Linked DNA regions of Homo sapiens: region 2 is linked to region 1. Evidence: chromatin contacts called from ENCODE Hi-C or POLR2A ChIA-PET data. All regions are on one chromosome and are shown on one strand. The core of a region is the stretch at or near the end of the contact, and the rest is flanking DNA. Distances in the headings are between cores, read along the strand shown.

Region 1 (2,638 bases), core at 83-2,582:
ACACTTTTTCCTCTTTCCTTTTTGTTTTGGATCTTGGATTCAACAGAGGGTTGAATTATTCATACTCAGAAGTTCACGGAAATTTTATCATTATGCAAGGGCTCTCTCTCTCATTTTATTAATATTTTATTTTTATTATTTTTATGTATTTATTTATTTTAGACAGAGTCTCACTCTGTAGCCCAAGCTGGAGTGCAGTGGCGCAGTTTCGGCTCACTGCAACCTCTGCCTCCTCCCAGCTCAAGCGATTCTCGTGCCTCAGCCTCCGAGTAGCTGGGACTATAGGCGAACGGCACCACCCTGGCTAATTTTTTGTATTTTAGTAGAGACGGGATTTTACCATGTTGCCCAGGGCAGTCTCGAACTCCTGAGCTCGGGCAATCTGCCTGCCTTGGCCTTCCAAAGTGCTGGGATTACAGGGGTGAGCCACCACTCCCGGCCTCTCTCTCTCATTTTAGTTCTTCACTTTTTTGTCTATAATCTCCACTCCCCTGTAGGTACTCATCCAAGGCGTTTAATATATGCTCTTGAACAGGTACATGTCTTTATAAAACATGTAAAATTGCTTTCTGTGTGTGTGTTATTGATTTATAGAAACGATATTGCACAAAGGAGCTTGTCCTGATCTTTCCATTTTCACCTATGTTCTCAATATCTATCCATGTTGGTTGTACATCTAGCTTATTATTTCTAACAGCTGCACAGTTAACTCCATCAAGATAGGCTAAGTTATGCAGCGGTAATAGCACAAAAATCTTAGCAGCTTAAAATTATGCAGGTTTACTGCTTGGCTCCACTACATATCCATCCCGTTAATAAGAGTTTTGCTTTGGAGACGTAGGCTGATGGAGCCTCCACCATTCAACACGGCAGAGAGATGAGCAAGTAGCAAATCACACACTGGCTCTTAAAGGCTCTGTCCAGAAGGTGACAAATAGCACACTGATTTTTAAAGCCTGCCCAGAAGTGGCCAAAACAAGTCACATGGCCATTCTCCACTTTAAAAGCAGTGGGAACTGCAAGCCTACTATGAATCTAAGAGACGGAGACACTGGAAATATTTGGTGAACTGTGTAATGACTATCACATAGTTGGCACCCATCATATTTTGTGTCTATCCATTCTTTAATGATGGGCAACTAGTTGCATCCAATTCCCCAGTACCGTGAACAATAATGTTGTCATTATGGGAACAATCTCCTTTCACTTGTTCCCATATGGACCCCATGCAAGTATCTATACTCAGGAGTGGGTTGGTCGGGTCACAGGGTTTATACAAACTTGGTTTCGATAATCAGTACCAGGTGAGTCTCTGGAACTGCTATGCCAGTCTAGACCCCCACCAGTGGCGCGGAGGGGTTCCCATTTACCCATATCCTGTTTAACAATCAATATTACTCAACATTGTAATTTTGTAAATCTGTTGAGTATAATGTGGAATCTATTGTTACTTTCATTTTCATTTATCTTATTACTAACGAATTTGAGCATCTTTTCATCTGCCTGTTGACTATTCTGGTTTCCACTTCTGTGACCTGCCTATTCATATCTACAGACCATTTTTCTATTGCATTTCCTTTCTTTTCTCATTGATTTATAGGAGTTACATATGTAGTTAGATGTTAATTCTTTGTTGGGTTTAGACATTGTAAATATCACTTTCCACTCTGCCACCTCTCTGTTAACTTTGTTCACAGTGTCTTTTGTTGAACAGAAGCCCTAATTTTGATGTAATCAAATCTACCAACTTTTTTTTCTTTTTGCTTTTTGGTTCGTGCCTTGGGGATTTTATTTAAGAGGACCTTCCATGCCCTAAGTTCACAAAGGTATTGTTTCACTTTCTTCTGTTAGCTTTGTAACTTTGCTTTCACATTTAGGTTTTTCATCCACTTAGAGTCTACTTTCATATATTGTGTTTGAGAGGGATCCAAATTCATTTAGTGAGCCAGTTTTCTCGACATTATAGAACCATTCCTTTCCCCATCAAGATGAGATGCAACCTTTATTATAAATCAGGTTCAAACAAGGGTTTTTTTTTTTTTTTTTCTTTTTGAGATGGAGTCTCGCTCTTGTCACCCCGGCTGGAGTGAATGGTGTGATCTTGGCTCACTGCAACCTCTGCCTTCCACGTTCAAGCAATTCTCCTGCCCCAGCCTCCTGGGTAGCTGGGATTACAGGCACCCACCACCACACCCAGCTAATTTTTTGTATTTTTAAGAGAGACAGGATTTCACCATGTTGGTCAGGCTGGTCTCGAACTCCTGACCTCAGACGATCCACCCTCCTTGGCCTCCCAAAGTGCTGGGATTACAGGCATGAGCCACCATACCCAGCCCAAACATGGTTTTTTTTTTTTTTTTTTTTTTTTTTTCTGAGCTTTTGTTCTCTTCTGAGCTCTCTGCACCTTATTGTTCAAGAAATAAAACAGAATGAGTTTTGTTTGGCAGAATTTGCCTGGTGTATTCTGAGTAGGGGAGCCCTGATGATTTCCTGTAATGCTGGGAGGTGGTGAGGCATAATGAAACTAACATTAAACTTGGGGTCAGAGGAACCCAGGCTTGTTCCTGGCTCCACCACTTACAGCCACGTGAACTTGAACTACTCCCTCAACCTCTCTGAGCCTCCGTTTCTACATCTA
Region 2 (2,638 bases), core at 48-2,547, 280 kb before region 1:
TGTCTCGGCAACCACAAGGAGGAGTTGAGAAAAAGAACCGAGCAGAGAAACCAGATAATGCTGTTTCCCTTGCTTTTCCCACAGTAACCTCAAGGTGGAAGAACACTGGATCTGGAGCCTGCTGTACTGAATGAATGATTTTTCTCCATACTATGAGTTACCTAGACACAAACGTAAACAGGAAACATCACAATCCTTCCGAATGCCACAAAAAGGCCAAGGGAATCCATATACAATGGCCACTAAGGACAGGAAAGGTGTTTCTTTAACTCCAGCACTAAGAATTCTCCACAAATTCAGGGGAGGAGCTCCAGTTAGCACAGAAAGACACATAACTCACTGATGAAGACCGAGTGTTTCAGGTCGTCAGTACTCTTTGGCCAGAGAAGTATTAAGTCAATTCTATTTAATACTTAGGGCACCTAAAATTCGTAAGCGGTATAAGCAAGACAGTCCCACGTCTAAATTCACAGATTTGGCGGATCGCATGGAATTCATTAACATCAGACTCATTAAACACCCAAATCCATTTCCCACGGGCTTGTGACTCACCGCCACCTGTTGATGCCCACATTGGAGGAGCCGGCGAACCAGGGGTCCAGGATGTAGACGCAGCGGATGGTGTCGGCGCCCTGAATGCACTCCTTCAGGGCGGGGTTGTCGTGGAGCCGGAGCCCCTTTCGGAACCAGTGCACGGCGTTCACCCCCATGCCGGGGGGCGCGGCGGGTCCTCCACGGAGAAATTCAAGGAAGGAGGCTCCGGCTCATAGCCGACACCTTCGCTTCCAAGAGAATTGCCTCACCCGGGGCGTGAGGAAAGGGCGGCAGAGGGGGAACAGGAAAAAATGACTCCGAGGAGGGGACCGGAGAAGGCGGGGGCGCCGGAGGCGCAGTGGAAAGATGAATGGAGGTTGCCTAGTCGGCGGAGTCCGGGTGTGACGCCCTTTAGGAGCCCGCGCCCGCCGCAACCGCCTGGAGGCGACGCATAACTTCGAGGGCCTCGGACCTCCGGAGCCTGAGCAAGTTCCAGGAGCTCGAGCCGCCACGACGGCCCGAGCCGGCACGGACGGCCCCAGGAGATTCGTCACGGAAACCTCGCCCCACCAAGGCGGCCCCTAAAGACAAAACGGCCCGCCCGAGGTGAGTCACCGAGGAGAACCGGAGGGGAATGAGCCCCTGTCGGCGACGCTGTCTCTCGGCCCGGGAGAAAGGACCGGGAACGGAGGCTAGAGGCGGTGGTCGAGGCCGCTGGACGGTTGCCGGCCGGTGACCGGTCCCGAGGCTGCCCGGGTGACTCTGCCGCCGCCGCCGCGTCAGCGGCCTCGGCCCCGCCCCCGGCTCCTCATTGGAGGGCGCGCTCCCCTCGTGACCACCGGCACCTCACGTTTCTGAAGTGTGTTTACTACACTGGCTCGGAGGGGTAATCTGCTCGCGCTTCGGTCGCTTTTGGAGGAGCGGCAGCCGCTTGATCCCAAACTTGTTGACCCTCGTCCACACGCTGAACTCACTGCCTCTGCCCCTTTCCTGTGCCGACTGGTGGCCGTCCCTTGGAAGCAAATCGCGTTGACCACAGGCCCCTTGTGAGGGAAGGCTTAGCCCCGCCCCCAAGGGCCATGAGCGGCCACCATTGGCCGAGGCTCGCTGAGACCCGGATGAGCACGGGGATGCGGGGAGCTTGCGGGCGCGCGCGCTGCTCCGTTAGGCGCGCGTGCGCTCTCGCTGCGTTCCAGAGGGTAAGGGGGCGGGGCCGGCGGGCAGGAGCGCGCTCGGCGATTCCTCCCGTGGGATTTGGGGAGGGCCTGGAAATTGTCCGGTTTCCTTCAGGAGCCAGTGGTGGAGTCGGGCGGAGAGTGAGGGGAGGATGGAGTGGAAGGAGGAGAGTGGGAGGCTCCACGTACATTTCAAGTCCAAACCATGTGCTTCAATCCTGCTTTGGCCAGAGAACCCTACTTTGGAGATTGTGGAGCTGTGCCCCTCCACTCTCCTGGCCCTTGGGTGCCTCCTCCCCCTTGTACATACTCTGGGGAAAAGGGTAATTGGCAGGACGGATGCCAGGCATTCCTGGACTTCCTGGAATTTTTTTAATACTAGCGATATATATCATCAACCTTTCACCCCTCGTCTCTTACATTTAATGTAGTTTACCGGTCTCTTTGAAACTGGACGTTTGTCTACTTTTCCAGCGACAGTGAACTGCAGGCCATGGCATCCCTTAGATATATGATGCCCTTAAATTCATTCAATGATTACTTTTTGAATGAACTAGGCACTGTTCAAAGCACTAGAGATACAGGAGATACTTAATAAAACAGACTAAAACCCCACCCCTCCTGGGGTTTACAATTTGTCTCTTAACCTTTGCTGTTTTTTCCTCTATAAAATACTCTTCTTTGGAATCCAGTACTCAATATTACCACCTTTGAGCTACCTAGGATATTTCTACGCATCCCTTTAGACTCAGATGAAATAATAACTAATTTCTGAAAGTATTCCTGATCCCTAGGGCAAATTTAGGACCTCCCTGGGTTCTCCAAGTATGTTTCTGTTACATCACTTTTCACACTACCGTGAAAATTAGTTGAAAAGTGCCCATTCCTAGCAATACCAACTCAGTAATAGTACTTATTATCATAATAAT

What was found. A loop is a pair of places that touch in the nucleus more often than their neighbours do. ChIA-PET counts read pairs that join two places held with the same protein, here RNA polymerase II (POLR2A). Pooled maps may share reads with other maps.
Region 2: a loop to region 1 is called in a map of naive thymus-derived CD4-positive, alpha-beta T cell, with 8 times the contacts of the local background. The contact joins the promoter of CRY1 here to the enhancer-like site in region 1. A Hi-C loop is called at or near these places in 3 of 168 maps with a recorded cell type or tissue (CD4-positive, alpha-beta memory T cell and naive thymus-derived CD4-positive, alpha-beta T cell) and 10 of 50 pooled maps. POLR2A ChIA-PET finds 5 or more read pairs at or near these places in 4 of 52 experiments (CD4-positive, alpha-beta T cell, activated CD4-positive, alpha-beta T cell, activated CD4-positive, alpha-beta memory T cell and 1 more).

Annotation. Positions count from the first base shown.
Region 1 is chr12:107,367,364-107,370,001 of GRCh38, forward strand. All of the region lies in intron 1 of ABTB3 (ankyrin repeat and BTB domain containing 3), which reads left to right. Among named protein-coding and RNA genes, the nearest start is that of ABTB3, 50 kb to the left of the region's middle. Within about 2 kb of position 1,333, at least 3 of the 41 ENCODE cell types and tissues checked have a DNase peak (open chromatin) inside an H3K27ac peak, as active enhancers do; they include CD4-positive, alpha-beta T cell, where a contact is called at or near this core.
Region 2 is chr12:107,092,252-107,094,889 of GRCh38, forward strand. It overlaps CRY1 (cryptochrome circadian regulator 1), which reads right to left and starts at 1,298. Exons shown (of 13, transcript NM_004075.5): 1 at 553-1,298. The coding sequence starts at 710. RefSeq lists silencers at 1,130-1,359, 1,690-1,769 and an enhancer at 1,440-1,589.